Linked DNA regions of Homo sapiens: region 2 is linked to region 1. A link is an interaction called in ENCODE POLR2A ChIA-PET data of the cell type or tissue named here. Cell type or tissue: B cell. All regions are shown on one strand. Each heading gives the region's core, and the rest is flanking DNA. Links, peaks and the distances in the headings are about the cores only. Region 1 overlaps WIPI2 (WD repeat domain, phosphoinositide interacting 2). Region 2 has its middle 7.1 kb from the start of LINC02983.

The links. Peaks named below come from ENCODE experiments on the same cell type or tissue, not always from the same donor. Only the 100,000 strongest peaks of a DNase experiment are listed, where the experiment ranks them.
Region 2: POLR2A ChIA-PET joins it to region 1 with 7 read pairs; 6 of 35 experiments call an interaction of 5 or more read pairs at or near these places.

Annotation. Positions count from the first base shown.
Region 1 is chr7:5,206,375-5,211,374 of GRCh38, reverse strand. All of the region lies in intron 3 of WIPI2 (WD repeat domain, phosphoinositide interacting 2), which reads right to left. Among named protein-coding and RNA genes, the nearest start is that of WIPI2, 19 kb to the right of the region's middle. In B cell, for the core only: no CTCF peak of the experiment used is centred there; no DNase peak of the experiment used is centred there.
Region 2 is chr7:5,430,447-5,441,632 of GRCh38, reverse strand. No RefSeq gene overlaps it. Among named protein-coding and RNA genes, the nearest start is that of LINC02983, 7.1 kb to the right of the region's middle. In B cell, for the core only: no CTCF peak of the experiment used is centred there; a DNase peak (open chromatin) is centred at 5,762; H3K27me3 peaks cover 1,277 bases.

The DNA.
Region 1 (5,000 bases), core at 1-5,000:
TCAGCCTCCTGAGTAGCTGGGACTACAGTTGCATGCCACCACGCCTGCCTAATTTTTGTATTTTTAGTAGAGACAGGGTTTCACCATGTTGGCCAGGCTGGTCTTGAACTCCTGACCTCAGGTGATGCACCCGCCTCAGCCTCCCAAAGTGCTTGGATTACAGGCGTGAGCCACCGCTCCCAGCCTCGGGAAAAGATTTGAGTCACATGATGCACATGTTCCTGGCTGAGGTCACACAGGGCAACGTCCTATCTTCTCGTGTTGATTCTGAAAACAACTGTCCTTTTCCTGGTCTACATAGGGCTACTGAGTGTCTGCTTTTTGCACTTTTGTGCTTGTTGTTGATTTCACTGTTGGCCCTGGCACAGTGCTGAGTGTCGTCGAGTATCCCTAAGCACAAGCAGCCTGGGATGTACCCCGCGGAGAAAGCACATGTGTGGGCTGAGTTCTATGCGAGCCGCGAGTTCAATGTTAGTGAACCAACAATCCCCATTACGTCAGCATGTCTTGAGGCAGGGAAGCACACACAAAACGAGGTTGTCTTTTGATCAGCTGATGAAAATGTTGCGACCAGAGGCCACCTACCAATCCTTCCCCTGGGAGCAACACTTCATGATTCGCTAATCCAGCGTCCCAGAGACTTACAGACTAGAACTGTGAACAACAAGAATCAACTGTATTTTTATTTTTTTTCAAAGAATAGGTTCTTACTGCTTTGCTTGGTAAAACTTGACTTATTTACTTCACCCATTCAACACAAACAGCAGATCCTACACCAGTAGAGACCATCCCAAGTATACAGTGGTAAACAGGGCAGTGCCTGCCATCACGGAGAGGAGGCCAAAGAGATGTGGGCCCAGGGCCCTGTGTGGCACCGAAACTGCCAAAGGTCAGCAAAGGAGATTGAGTAAGAGAAAAGCCAAGACCGTGTATGAGATGGAAGTCAACAGAAGAGGGCATCTGAAGAACAGCAAGCAGGTAACTGTGCCCAGCACTGCAGAGGAGGGAAGAGGAAATGAGACACGTCCCCTGAGTCTGGGAACGAGGAGCTTATATGGCGACCTTGACATATTTTGATGGAGATGTGTAGGAAGAATGGCTGAAACATGAAAGAGAATGAGAAGTGGAAAAAAACTTAGGCAACTATCTATAGGAGTTATGCTACAGGCCAGGCGCAGGGGCTCACGCCTGGAGTCCCATCACTTTGGGAGGCTGAGGCAGGCAGATCACCTGAGGTCAGGCGTTCGAGGCCAGCCTGGCCAACATGATGAAACCCCATCTCTACTAAAAATACAAAAAATGAGCCGGGCATCGCGGTGGGCGCCTGTAATCCCAGCTACTTGGGAGGCTGAGGCAGGAGCATCAGTTGAACCTGAGAGACGGAGGTTGCAGCCAGCCGAGATGGCACCACCAGACTCCAGCATGGGCAGCACAACGAGACTCCACCAAAAAAACCAAAAAAACAAAACAAAAAAAGAAGTTATGTTCTGGAGAAGTAGAAATATGGGAGGGGCTGGGGGATATGCATGGGCAAGGGAAGTTTCTGTCTTCAAATACAGGAGCTACTAGATATACTGAGATGGATTTATGGTTGAGACTGCTTGCCTGGAGGAACAAACCACTTAGGGGGCTGGTCACCTGAAGAAGGAAAGAGAAGGGAGCCCCAGACCGACAGCACCAACCTCTCTTGAAGCAGCAGCAGGTGTTAACTGTGATGGGATGGAGGTGGGAGATTTCAAAGTGAGAACAGTATGAGACGATCATCTCAAAGAGCAAGTCGCCATTAGAGGTGGTGATAAATTCCAATTCAACTGCACAGAGAAAGACTGTGCCAACCCAACAGATGCAGAAAAAGCATGAGAAAATGCAATGCTCATTCATGGTAGAAACCTAAGAAACCTGGAATTAGGAAGAACCTTCTTTCACTGATGAAGGTTAAGAAACAGTTAAGAAAATCTACAGCTGACACTGTACTTAATGGTGAAGATATTTGATCTCTTCCCGTTAAGACTAGAAACAAGGCAAGGATACCCACTCTCCTTACTTTGTGCTCGAGGTCTTACACGTTGCAGTGAGGCAAGAAAAAGAAATAAAAGGCACAAACATTAGAAAGCAAGACATCAAACAGCCTTCACTGCCATCTTAAGGAATCTATGGAGCAACTATTTAATATATGAATTTAGCAAAGTCATAGGATACAAGATTAAAATATAAAAAATTAACTATATGTTTAGGCCAGCAGCAAACTGGAAAACTCAGTGAAATAATTTTCTTTTATGATAATGTCAAAATCCAAAGTATTAGGAATAAATTTTACAAAAGATGTAAGACCTCCATACCAAAAAAAAAAAAAAAAAAAAATCACAGAATATTACCAAAACAAATTTAAAAAGAGCTAAATAAATGAAGAGATATACCATATTCTGGGTACTCAATATTATTAACGTATCAACCCTCAAACTGATCTCTAGGTCCAATCCCATCCTAATCATAATCCCAACAGGCTCTTTTGCAGACAAAGTGGATTTTAAATTTTATATGGAAAGGAAAAGAAACTAGAAAATGCAAAGCTATCCTGAAAAAGAACAAAGTTGAAGACTGACAAATAGATCATTAGAAGAGACTAAAGAGTCCAGAAACAGACTCACAGGTCACAGGACTGTAAAGCACCAAAGCAATCCCAGGAGGGAAGAAAAATCTTCTCAACAAATGATGATGGAATAGGAATCCATTAGGAAAAAAACAACCTTGATTCATACCTCACAACATACATAAAAATTAATGAGATAGATTATTGACTTAAATATAAAAACTTTAGCTTTTATGTATAGTGTTAACTATATAAAGCTTTCACAGAACACATAGGAAAACACCTTCCTGACTACAGGGTAGGCAAAAGTTTCCTGGACAGGGCCTAGAAAGCAAAAACCATAAATGGAAGGAAAAAAAAAAACAACATAAATATGACTGCATCAAAATTTAAACCATTTGCTCAAAGAAAGAAAACAGGCAAGCCACAGACTAGGAGAAATAGTCACAAAACATATCTGACAAAGGACTGGTATCCAGAATATCTAAAGAGCTCTAACAACTCTATAATAAAAAGATAAACAACCAAACCTAAAAAGCAACAAAAGACTGGAACAGACATGTCACAGAGGAAGATATATAAACGGCCAACAAGCACATGAAAATGTTCAACATCATTAGTTACCTGAGAAATTCAAATTAAAACCATGAAGTTATCATTATACACACATCAGAAGGGCTGAAAAGAAAAAAACTAGTAATATCAAAAGTTGGTGAGGAGGCTGGGTGTGGTGGCTCACGCCTGTAATCCCAGCACTTTGGGAGGTCGAGATGGCCGGATCGCCTGAGGTCAGGAGTCTCAGGCCAGCCTGGCCAACATGGTGAAACCCCGTCTCTACCAAAAATACAAAAATTAGCCAGGTGTGGTGGTGCACACCTGTAATCCCAGCTACTTGGGAGGCTGAGGGAGGAGAACTGCTTGAACCCCAGAGGTGGAGGTTGCAGTGAGCCGAGATTGTGCCACTGCACTCCAGCCTGGGCGACAGAGACTCTCTCAAAAAAAAAAAAAAAAAAAAAGTTAGTGAGGACATAGAGCAATCAGAACTCTCATACAGCACTGACAGAACCACAAATGGTATAGTCACTTAGGAGAAGGTTATGGGGGTTTCTTACAAAACTAAACACATATCTAGCCAACAATTCCACTACAATATTTATCTAAGTGAAAATATCTGTCCATTAAAAGACTTGTACGAGAATGTTCATGGTAGCTTTGTTCATAATAGCTGAACTACAAAGAGCCCAGATAACTGTCATGAAAAGAATACATCAACAACTGTCATATATTCACATACTGGGCAAATGAGACATAAGATGTGGATAAATCTAAAAAAAATGCAGAGCAAAAGAAACGTCATCAAAAGAGTAGATGCTCCATTCATATCAAGTTCTAGAAAAGACAAAACTAATCTACAGTAGAAAAAAACCAGAACACTGGTTGCCTCTTGGGGAATGTGGGCAGAAGGGAGCTGAGACTGGAAGGAAGTATGAGAGAACTTTCTGGAGTGATGGTAAACCTTGATAGGGTTTCAGTTCACAGAGATGCAGGCATTTGTTAAAACTCACATAGTGTTCACTCAAGATAGATGCATTCCACTGTAAGTAAATTTTATCTTACAAGAAAAAAACAAACATTGAACTCTACTCAGTATTGAGGAGAAATGTACTGATGCCTGCCGTCTACCTGGAAATGCACACACACACACAAAATAAAGCCAGGTGTGGTGGTTTGTCTGTAATCTCAGCACTCTGGGAGGCTGATGTGGATCACTTGAGCCCAGGAGTTTGAGACTAGCCTGGACAACATAACAAGATCGTGTCCCTACAAAAAAATCGAAAAATTAGCTGAGCATGGCGGTGCACTCCTGTAGCCTCAGCAACTCTGGAGGCAGAGGCAGGAGGATCGCTTGAGCCCCAGAGGTCAAAGCTGTAGCAAGCTATGATTGCACCACTGCACTCCAGCCTGGCAGCCTGGGTGACAGAGCTAGATGCTGTCTCAAAAAAAGAAATAAACATAAAAAAGATAGATGGTGTCTGTGTGTGTGTGTGTGTTAGGACAAGTATAGTAAAATGTCAAGGGAAGAATCTAAGTGGTGGATACACAGGTGTTAGCTGTAAAATACTTTCCACTTTTCAGTTTGAAAATTTCCTTTAATAAAATGTTAGAAAGAAAAATGATGTCTTCAGTTGCTTACGTGCAGGTGCTGAGAAGGTAATACCACCAACCATCACTTGGAAATGGTTTTTCTAAAATGTTAATGAGAAAAAGCAGAGCTTTCAGAATGCTTTAAACAGGGATGGGAGGATGAAGGCAGAAAAGCTCGTTTTTAACTGCAAATATTCATAAAAGAGAACAGTAAAATGAACCTCCATATACTCAACACCTAATCCAACAAATATTAACTTTCTAC
Region 2 (11,186 bases), core at 3,104-8,103, 230 kb before region 1:
GACCACCACCCACTCTGGGAGGGTCTGGAAGATAGGGCAGGTGTGTACGAGGAAGGCCTCTGAGACCCTCTTAGCCCCATTTCCAGCGGCCAGGCCTTGGTTTCCTGTTCCCAACAGTGAGGGCTCACCACTGCTGAGGGCTGCGCCTTTTTTTTTTTCGTAATTGATGTAAAATTCCCATGACATAAAATTCACAGGCTGGTGAGGTGGCTCAGGCCTGTAATCCAAGCACTTTGGGAGGCCAAGGAGGGAAAATCGCTTGAGCCCAGGAGTTTTGAGACCAGCTTGGGTAACATGGCAAAACCCTGTCTCTATAAAAAAATACACAAAATTAGCCAGGCATGGTGGTGCACGCCTGTAGTCCCAGCTACGCGGGAGGCTGAGGTGGGAGGATCTCTTGAGCCCAGGAGTTTGAGGTTGCAGTGAGCCAAGATCACACCACTACCGCACTCCAGCCTGGGTGACAGAGCAAGACCTCAAAAAATAAAATTCCCCATTTCAAAGCGAACAAATCAGTGGCAGGTAGCACATTCACAGTGCTGTGCACGCACCACCTCTATCTAGTTCTAAGACGTTTCCATTGCCCCCAAAGGAACCCCGTATCTGTTAAACACTCACTCCCACAGGCCCCTCGCAACCCCCAGTCAGCTTCTGTTATTTGCCCATTCTGGACATTTCATATAAATGGGATCATTTTATAGGTGACCTTCTGTGTCTGGCTGGAATGTTTTCGAGGTACACCCATGGCATAGCACAGATCAGGACTTTGCTCCTTTTTAAGGCTGAATCATATTCCCAAGTATGAAAATACCACAACTGGGCCGGGCGCGGTGGCTCACACCTGTAATCCCAGCACTTTGAGAGGCCAAGGCAGGTGGATCACCTGAGGTCAGGAGTTTGAGACCAGCTTGGCCAACATGGTGAAATCCCGTCTCTACTAAAAATACAAAAATTAGCTGGGTGTGGTGGTACACACCTGTAATCCCAGCTACTTGGGAGGCTGAGGCAGGAGAATTGCTTGAACCCGGGAGGTGGAGGTTGCAGTGAGCCGAGATCGAGCCACTACACTCCGGCTTGGGTGACAGAGAGACTCCATCTCAAAAAAAAAATAAACCACAACTGATCCATCCCTCTGTTGCTGGACGTTGGGCTGCCCCATGTGCCACTACTGAGCAGTTCTTATTGCCAGGACGTTCTTTTGTCGTAGAGGGCAGCCCAGCCTCCCTCCGACACCTCCCTATCTGTTCCTGTGACTGGGGTGGTGTCTAGGGTTTTGAGAGGTGAATGGGGTTCTCTCCCGATCAGATCTTAGCCTTTAAGCCCAATGCCACTTCTGCCACCATGTTGGGGTGCACCTACTGGGCATAGCACCCACTGTGTGCCAGTCAGGGGTGGAACCCATGCAGGGTGGGGATGGCAGTGCCCGCACAGGTGGGTGAGCGGGGCTTCTCGTGAAGCAAGCATGACGGTGCCACCTTCTCAGGACCATGCACCCACAGCCCACACTCCTTTCTGGTTTGAGGCTAAGTCCAGGGCCATGGGTGGGGCGCGCTGCTGGACGCCTGTCACGTCCTCACTCTGGCCCTTCAGGTGCTGTTGACTCCTTGGGCCCCTCTGTTCCCCACCCCCGAGCCATCATCCCCTGCACCTGTGGGAATTCCAGGGCCCCAGCCCTGCCCTTGAGCCCTAGGGCCCCGATGGCTCTGATGACCGTGGGGTCATAAGTGGGTCAGTGAAGGCCTGCCCGTTCCCAGCTCTGCGCCAGCCCAGCTCACCCAGCACCCAGGTCCTACCCCAAAGGGGTCTCAGTCTGGGGGGAGGAAGACAGCTGAGGAAGTGGACCCCAGGAGCCCCAGGAAGGGCTGAGGGGCTGGAGACAGTGAAGACTTCCCAAGCAGGGGAAGCCATGCTCCCAGCACAGGGGTCAGACAGGCAAACACCTGCTGGATCCATGGCGGGGAGAGGGGCAGGGGGGCCTCAGCTCAGGGAGGGCAGTTCCCGGCAGAACCCGCCTGGCCCAGCTAGACTTCCCGGCAGCCAGGCGGGGGCGGGGCAGGGGGGGTTCTCTGCAACCTGGGGTGTGGGTACAGGGCCCAGGGCACTATCAGAGGGATGAGAGCGGAACCAGCAGTGCCCACCCCAGTCCCTGCTGGCTGTTGCCCCTTGTACCAGACATGCCTTGTCCCCCCAAGACACTAAGGGCTGGGGCTCTGGGGGTCAGAGGTGGCCACATCCCATTCCTGGCCTCTCACCCTCTTACTCTGCCAGATGGAGTTGTTTTTTGTGTGTGTGGGGTTTTTTTTTTTTTTTTCTCCTAGAGACAAGGTCTCAAGAGGCCAGGCATGATGGCTCACGCCTGTAACCCCAGCACTTTGGGAGGCTGAGGTGGGAGGATTGCTTGAAGCCTGGAGTTTGAGACGAACATAGTGAGACCCCCATCTCTACAAAAAAAAAATAAAAAAAAAAATTAGCTGGGCGTGGTCATGGGTGCCTGCAGTCCCAGATACTTGAGAGACTGAGGTGGGAGGATGGCTTGAGCCTGGGAAGTTGAGGCTGCAGTGAGCTGTGATTGCACCACTGCAATCATAGCTGTTATTTTTATTTTTTGGGATAGGGTCTTGCTCTGTCACCCAGGCTGGAGTATAGTAGTGCAAATATAGCTCACTTTGGTAGAGACAGGGTTTTGCCGTGTTGGCCAGGCTGGTCTCGAACTCCTGTCCTCAAGTGATCCGCCCGCCTCGGCCTCCCAAAGTGCTGGGATTCCAGGTGTGAGCCACTGGCCCTGGCCTTTATTTTTAAAAAAGAAGAAAAACAACAGAGGAATGCTAAGGATGACTGGCACCACGAGAAGCCGGGAAGAGACAAGGAGAGAGTCCACCCAGAGACTTGGAAGGCCACGGCCCTGCCAACACCCTGATCTCAGAATTCTGACTTCCAGGAGACAGTAAATTTCTGATTTTTTTTTCTTTTTTTTGAGATAGGGTCTTCCTGTCACCCAGGCTGGAGTACAGTAGCGTGATCACAGCTCACTGCAGCCTTGACCTCCCGGGCTCAAGACATCCTCCTGCCTCAGCCTCCTGAGTAGCTGGGACTGCAGTTGTAAGCCACCGTGTCCAGCCAGTTTCTGTTGTTTGAAGCCCCCAGTGAGTGCAGGTTTGTTACGGCAGCCACAGGACACTAACACAGATCTGGAGGGGGACCTGGGCAGAGGTGGGGGACAGCTCTGGAGCCTGAGGCTACCTCCTCTGGCTTCTCAGGGGAGCAGGTGAGCATGCAAGTGTGTGCATGCATGTATGTATGTGCCCGAGTGTGGGTTTCTGATGTGCTTGGGGAAGGTTCAGGTTCCCAGAAGAGGCTTAAATACCAACATCAAAGCAGGAGCTAGACCGGCAGAGCTGCATTGCAGACAAAACAAAGGACTGGTGCTGCTATTTTAAACCAGGGCCCCTGGCCAGCCCTGTCCTGGCCTCTTCACCCTGTGTCTGAGGCGGTGTGGGGCTGGGCGGGTATTTAGTGTGGCAGGAGTCAGCATGGCACGGAGGTGGGCAACTTGCCCACAAATCCCCCTGGCTCCTGCTAAAGCCCTGTGGGGGCTTTCTGTCCCAGGAGCAGTGGCCACTGAGGCCCATGAGAGACCCTTCCAGAGGGCTGTCAGCCTTGTCACTGGCTTTTTCTCACGATGTTAGCAGGGCTGGAGCACGTCAGACTGGCATGGATTCTCCCAGTCAGGCGTAGGTGAAAGGTGCTCTGGCCTGGTTCGGCCCCTCCACCCTTTTAAGCATCATCCCACACTGGACTCAGTGGCCCCACTAGTGACTAGTGCTGTGCTTCAAATTGCTACAAAATGTAGCAGTCTAGAACCATCCCCTTATTTTGCTCACAATTTTGCAGGTCAGAAAGTCAGGATGGGCTCAGCTGGGTGGTTTTCTCCTGGGGGTTACTCATGCAGTGAAAGCCAGCACCGCCGGATGCTACAGTTATCTGTGGTGGAAATGCTACATAAGTGAGCGACTACACATCTCTTCCCAAGTCTGAGTTCAGTGACATCACGTTGGTAGCTTGAAGCTGGGAGAATTTACACCACAGACATTGGCAGAGGCTACACATCAGGTTCTCTCCTTATCCCCCACCCCACCTCAGGCTGAAGCCACCTGAGAACTTGTTAAACATTGATCAGTGTCTCATTGCTGTGGTCCCCACATGGGCAGGTCTGGAAAATGTGTGAAACCGGGTTCTGCACCTGTTGGAGTTTTTTTTGTTTTTTGACAGTCTCACTCTGTGGCCCAGGCTGCAGTGCAGTGGCATGATCTTGGCTCACTGCACTGCAACCTCCAACTCCTGGGTTCAAGCAATTCTCCTGTCTCAACCTCCCGAGTAGCTGGGACTACAGGCACATGCCACCAGGCCTAGCTAATTTTTGTATTTTTAGTAGAGACAGGGTTTCACCATGTTGGTCAAGCTGGTCTCGAATTCCTGACCTCAGGTGATCCACCTGCCTCAGCCTCCCAAAGTGCTGGGATTACAGGCGTGAGCCACCACGCCTGGCCTGCACCTGTTGGAGTTTTATGAAGCATAGCCTTAGATATCCTTTTCTGCCAAACCCTGTGTTCTAGCTATTTTTTTTATTTTTTAGAGAGTCTCACTCTGTTGCCCAGGCCAGAGTATAGTGGTGCAATCATAGCTTGCTGCAGCCTCCAATGCTTGGGCTCAAGTGGTCCTCCTGCCTTAGCCTCCCGAGTAGCTGGACTACAGGTGTGAGCTGCCACACCCAGCTGATTCTTTTTGTTTGTTTTTGTGGAGACAAGGTCTTGCTATGTTGTCCTGGCTGGTCTCAAACTTCTAGCCTCAAGCTATCCTCCTACCTTGGCCTCAAAGAATGCTGGGTTTACAGGTGTGAACCACTGTGCCCAGCTGACCACACCTTTTTCTTTTTCTTTTTTTTTAAAGATAATGTCTTGCTCTGTCACCTAGGCTGGAGTGCAGTGGCATGATCATGGCTCACTGCAGCCTCGAACTCTGGGCACAAGAGAGCCTCCTGAGTAGCTAGGACTACAGGAGTGCACCACCATACCTGGCTAATTTTTTTTTTGTATAGATGGGATCTTGCTATGTTGCCCAGGCTGATCTCAAATTCCTGGGCTGAAAGGATCCCTCTGCCTTGGCCTGGCAAAGCGCTGGGATTACAGGCATGAACCACTGTGCCCAGATGACCCCATCTTTCAATAGGAGGAACTTTTTAGGGCTGTGTTCTCATGCCACCACAACCCAGGGGGCCAGATTAGCTGAGGACGTGTCCTCTAAGCCCTTCTGTGTCCCTTCTGTTTTCAGTTTCTCTTCTCTATGAGTATCTCTGTCTCCTTTCCTTGGAGGTGACAGAGGGCACCCATGTGCCCAGGCTCACCCAGGCAGTGGGTGACACCAGTGGGTGACAATGTGGATGGCCCGCCATGCCAGACACTCACTCCAATGCCCATTTTACAGATGAGAAGACTGAGTACTGAGTGGCCAGGTAGACTGAGCAGGATCGCAGAGGGAGGATTTGTTCCTGGGCCAATCCCCTTGTTTCCCATCCATGTTCCCTATCCTTGGCAACTTGGGGGACAAAGACCTATTCAGGCCCCACCACCTCCAGCCAGACCCATCTTCCAGAGCAGCTGAGCCTCGGTGGCTTGGGGCTGGGTCACAGCCCCTGACTGATGGTGAACTGGCCTGACAGGTAATTTGTACCTTGCATAGGAAGATGCGGTCATTGCCAGAAGAGAACCGAAACCGGCTATGAATAATTCCTGCACTTTCAACAAAAACACCAATACAATGAAAGTTAAATAAATACGCTCAAGCCACCCAGGCGTGAAGGGTAAAAGACATAGCGAAAATCATCTGAGCCAGCTCCTGTGAGCAGAGGCACTGGGGTCCTGGTCCTTGTGGAGGTTGGCTGGGCTCCAGCTCATGGGGAGCAGGTTGGCTGGCCTCTGCGGACTGAGAGGGGCCACAGCTCTCTTCCCTGCCCCAGGTCTGGCATGTGACCTGTGAGACAGAGAGCCCCGCTGGGAGGCTTCCAGGCCTTGGCCTAGGCTGTTCTTTAAGCCTGGAATGCCCTCTGTGCCTTCTCTGCCTAGCAAACTCCTATTCATCCTTGAAAACCCTACCGAGATGACATCACTTCATTCATTCATTGAATGGACATTCACTGAGGTCTGATGGGCCAGGCATGGGGGAGAGAGTGATAGAATAAAGTGAGGGACACGCCTGTCATCACAGCACTTTTGAAGGCCAAGGCAGGAAGATCGCTTGAGGCCAGGAGTTTGAGACCAGCCTGGGCAACTTAGTAAGACCCTGTCTCTCCAAAAAATAAAAAATTAGCTGGGTGTGGTGGCACACGCCTGTAGTCCCAGCTACCCAGGAGGCTGAGGAGGGAGGATCGCTTGAGCCCAGGAGATTGGGGCTGCAGTGAGCTGTGATTGTACCACTGCACCCCAGCCTGGGTGACAAGTGAGACCCTGTCTCAAAAAGTAAAATAAAACAATAAAATGAAGAGCCTCTGATATAGGCTGAATTATGTCCCTCGCAAATTCATATGTTGAAGTCCTAACCCCTAATTCCTCTGAGTGTGACTGTATTTGGAAATACGGTCTTTAAAAGAGACGATTAAATTAAAATGAAGTTATTAGGTTGGGCCCTAATCCAATATGCCTGATGTCCTTATAAGAAGAGGAGATTAGGACACAGACACGCACAGAGGGACGACCATGTGAGGACGTAGGGAGAAGACGGCATCTACAAGCTAAGGAGAGAGGCCTCAGGAGGAACCAGCCCTTCCCACTCCTTGATCTCGAACTCCAGTCTCCAGAACTGTAAGGCAATTAAGTTTCAGTTGTGTAAACCACCCAGTTTTTATTCTGGGGACCCTGGGAAGCTCACACAGCCTCACAGGCTTGTAGAGGTGACAAGCATGTTGGGAATATCAGAATATTATTCAGCCCCGAAGAGGAAGGAAATTCTGCCAGCCGCTGTGATATGGACAAACCCTGAGGACATTATGCTGAGTGAATAAGCCAGACTAAAGGACAGATATTGTATGATTCCACTCATACGGGGTTCCTAGGGTAATTAAATTCATAGAGACAGAAAGTACAATAGCCAGGGGCTGGGAGAGGGGAATCGGGAGTGTTTAAAGGGGACAGGGTTTCAGTTTGGGAAGACAGAAAACAGCTCTGGAGATGGATGCTGGTGATGGCTGCACAACAAGGCGAATGTGCTTGAACCACTGACCTGTGCACTTAAAAAGGGTTAAGGTGGTGGCCGGGCGCGGTGGCGCACACCTGCAACCCCAGCACTTTGGGAGGCCGAGGTGGGTGGATCACCTGAGGTCAGGAGTTTGAGACCAGCCTGGCCAACATAGCGAAATCCCATCTCTACTGAAAATACAAAAAATTAGCCGGGCATGGTGGCGGGTGCCTGTAATCCCAGCTACTTGGGAGGCTGAGGCAGGAGAATCACTTGAACCTGGGAGGCAGAGGTTGCAGTGAGCCGAGATTTCACCACCAAAGACTCCATCTAAAAAAAAGGGGGCGGGGGCCGAGCGTGGTGGCTCATGTCTGTAATCCCAGCACTTTGGGAGGCCAAGGCAGGCGGATCATGAGGTCAGGAGATCGAGACCATCCTGGCTAACACGGTGAAACCCCGTCTCTACTAAAAATACAAAAAAATTAGCCGGGCATGGTGGCGGGCGCCTGTAGTCCCAGCTACTCGGGAGGCTGAGGCAGGAGAATGGCGGGAACCTGGGAGGCGGAGCTCGCAGTGAGCCGAGATAGTGCCACTGCACTCCAGCCTGGGCGACAAGAGTGAGACTCTGTCTCAAAAAAAAAAAAAAAAAAAAAAGGATCGGGGGGACCATTAAGATGGGTAAATGTGATGTGTATTTTACCACAATTTTAAAAGAAGTGCCAAAGTTAGCAGCTCAGGAGATGTGGCTTTGCAAGTGTGGCCAACATTGTCTAAACTCACCAATACCTGTTTTTTCTCCGCTTCCCGGGCACAGCAAGACTCTCCTCTCCAGCACCCCTCAGCTAAGTGTGATCGTGTGGGGTGTGAGCACCAGGGACATGGGAGTCTGTGCATGCCCCATGGTGACCTCACATGGAGGTGGACAACTCATGAACTCTAACTGGCTCAGGCTGGCCAGACACCACAAGGAGGTCAGCAGCCTGGGAGCAGTGCCCAGGCTGTGTTGACAATGTGAAGAGGAGAATACGTTTTTCTGTGTTCCATCAAGCCATTGAGATGTAGGGGATGTTTGTCACTGCAGCATAACCTGGCCTATTCTGACTGATACGCCAGCTTCCCAGGAACAACAGCAGATCTGGCACCCTGGAGATAGCTGGCTGGAACTGCCAGGAGCTACAAGGGTCAATGGTTCCCACTTGACCCTTGTAGGCTCTTAGATTTGGGATGGTGTCTGAGTCTCTTTAAGCTGCTATAGTGAGGTGTCACTAACTGGTGGTTTAAACAACAGAAATTTATTCTCTTACCATTCTAGAGGCTTGAAGTCCAAGATCAAGCCTCTAGTCCAAGGTGGCAGGTGTTGGCAGGGCTTGAGGGGTCTGTCCCAGGCCTCTCTGGTGTGTCCACCCCCCTCTACATCTTTCTACTTTGTCTTCCCTCCATAGCTGTTTGATTCCAAACACCTCCTTTTATTGGTGATAGGATCTTGCTCTACTGCCCAGGCTGAAGTGCTGTGGCATGATCACAGCTCACTGCAGCCTCGACCTCCTGGGCTCAAGCCATCTTCCCACCTCAGCCTCCTAAGTCGCTGGGACTACAGGCATGTGCCACCATGCCTGGCTAATTGAAAAAAAAAATCTGTAGAGGCAGGGTCTTACCCAGGCTGGTCTCGAACTCCTGGGCTTAAGCAATCCTCCTGCCTCAGCCTCCCAAAATGCCGGGATTACAGGCATGGGCCACTGCACCCAGCCCAAATGTCCTCTTTTTATAAGGACATCATAAGGAATTAGGGCCCACCGGACTCCAGTGTGACCTGATCTTAATTACATCTGCAATGACCGTCACTCCAAATAAGGTCACATTTTAAGGTATTGGGGGTTAGGAATCAAATACATGAATTTGGGGGGGACTTTCTTCAATCTACAACAGAGGAGGATCTGCGGGAATGGGGCCAGGTGAGGAAGGCAGGGGCAGGGGCAGGTGGGGGACAACCGGACCCCTCCAGCAGATGGAACCAAGTGAACAGGTCTTTCTGGCAGGAGCAGCTCTAGAAGATTCTTGTTTTGTTTTTTTGGAATGGAGTCTCGCTCTGTTGCCCAGGCTGTAGTGCAATGGCATGATCTTGCCTCACTGCAGCCTCCGCCTCTCGAGTTCAAGCAATTCTCCTGCCTCAGCCTCCTGAGTAGCTGGGACTACAGGCACCCGCCACCAAGCCCAGCTAATTCTTGTATTTTTAGTAGAGACGTGGGTTTCATCATGTTGGCCAGGCTGGTCTCAAACTCCCGACCTCAGGTGATCCGCCCGCCTCGGCCTCCCAAAATGCTGGGATTACAGGTGTGAGCCACTGCGCCTGGCTTAGAAGGTTCTTTAGAGAGTCTCCATGGCCATAGAAGCTGGTGTGTGAGTGCCTGTGTGTGTGTGAGTGCCTGTGTGTGTGCCTGTGTGTGTGTGCCTGTATGTGTGTGTGCCTGTATGTGTGTGTGCATCTGTGTGTGTGCCTGTATGTGTGTGTGCCTCTGTGTGTGTGTGTGTGTGTGTGTATGATAGGATTCCTACCTCGTGCTCCTCTCTGGGGTGAAGGCAGACCAATACATGAAGAGAGAGTGGAGGGCAGCCGGGAGGGGGCCTGTCAGGCTTGATCTTTGTGGGTTTGTTTTTGACTTGACGCTGGCTCTAGAAATGGATTGACATTGGGGTGGGCGTGGGATGGAGGCTGATAGGAGAGGGAAGCTTTCAAAGCTGTAGCCATGGGAAATGTTTTTATTTTCTGCTTGAAAGAAAATGCCAAAGAAGGATAAAAAGGAAAAAAAGGTGGGGGGAGGTGACTCTGTGTGTGTGTGTGTGTGTGTGTCTGTGTGTGAGAGAGAGAGAGAGAGAGAAAACCGGGATGCCTTTTTGTATGACAGACTTCTAGATTGGGAAACGAAGCTCTGCTGGGCGTGGTGGCTCACACCTGTGAGTGGCTCCCAGCACTTTGAGAGGCCGAGGAGGGAGGACTGCTTGAAGCCAGAAGTTCAAGACCAGCCTGCACATCACGAGACCCGCCCTCCCCCCACCAATCTCTATAAAACATTAAAAAAAAAAAAAAAAAGCTAGCCTGGCGTGGTGGCATGCATCTGCAGTCCCAGCTACTTGGGAGGCTGAGGCAGAAGGATTTTTTGAGCCCGAGAGGCTGAGGCTGCAGCGAGCTGCGGGTGTGCCGCTGTGCTCCAGCCTGGGCGACAGAACGAGTCCCTGTCTCAAAAAGAAAAAAAGAAGAGACCCCAAGGGAGGCCAAGCTTGGTGGTTTGGGCCTGTAATCCCAGCACTTTGGGAGGCTGAGGTGGGAGGATTGCTTGAGGCCAGGAGTTCAAGACCAGCCTGGGTAACATAGTGAGACCCCCGTCTCTCCAAAAAAAAAAAAAAAAAAAGATGATCCCAAGGGAGAGGGGATATGGATTCTCCAGGTTTGTCCTGAACCTGAGTCTGCGCTAGGTTCTGTGGAATCACACAGGAGCTCCTGCTTTCCAGCCACGGCTCTCCTGATCTCCAAAGTGACCCCTGGGTTACCTTGACCTCAGCACCCCACCCTGCCCCAGGCCAAACCAGGCTCTCCTACTAGTCCTCTGACCTTCACTGCCCCCCTCCTTCCTCATGCCAGGTCAGGGAAGGAGACAGCCCTTACCGAGTGGCAGGGAGGACTGATGGTTATAACGCACAGTACAAGGGTGGCAGGTTGTGTCCTGTGTCATGGGAGTGGCCTTTGCCTCTACCTTCTCTAAGCGAGTCTCAGCCAGGCTGGGGGCTCCCAGAGGCAAAGGGCCTCCACAGTGGGGTCCCCAGCAAGCTGCCTGGTTTAGTTCAGGGTGCCTGCTACTTCCTGGCTGCGTGGGCTTGTCACATCTCCTTTCTGCACCTCAACTTTTTCATCTGTTAAATGGGTATGCCGGTACCCAAACCATACGGTCGTCAAAGCCTGCCTG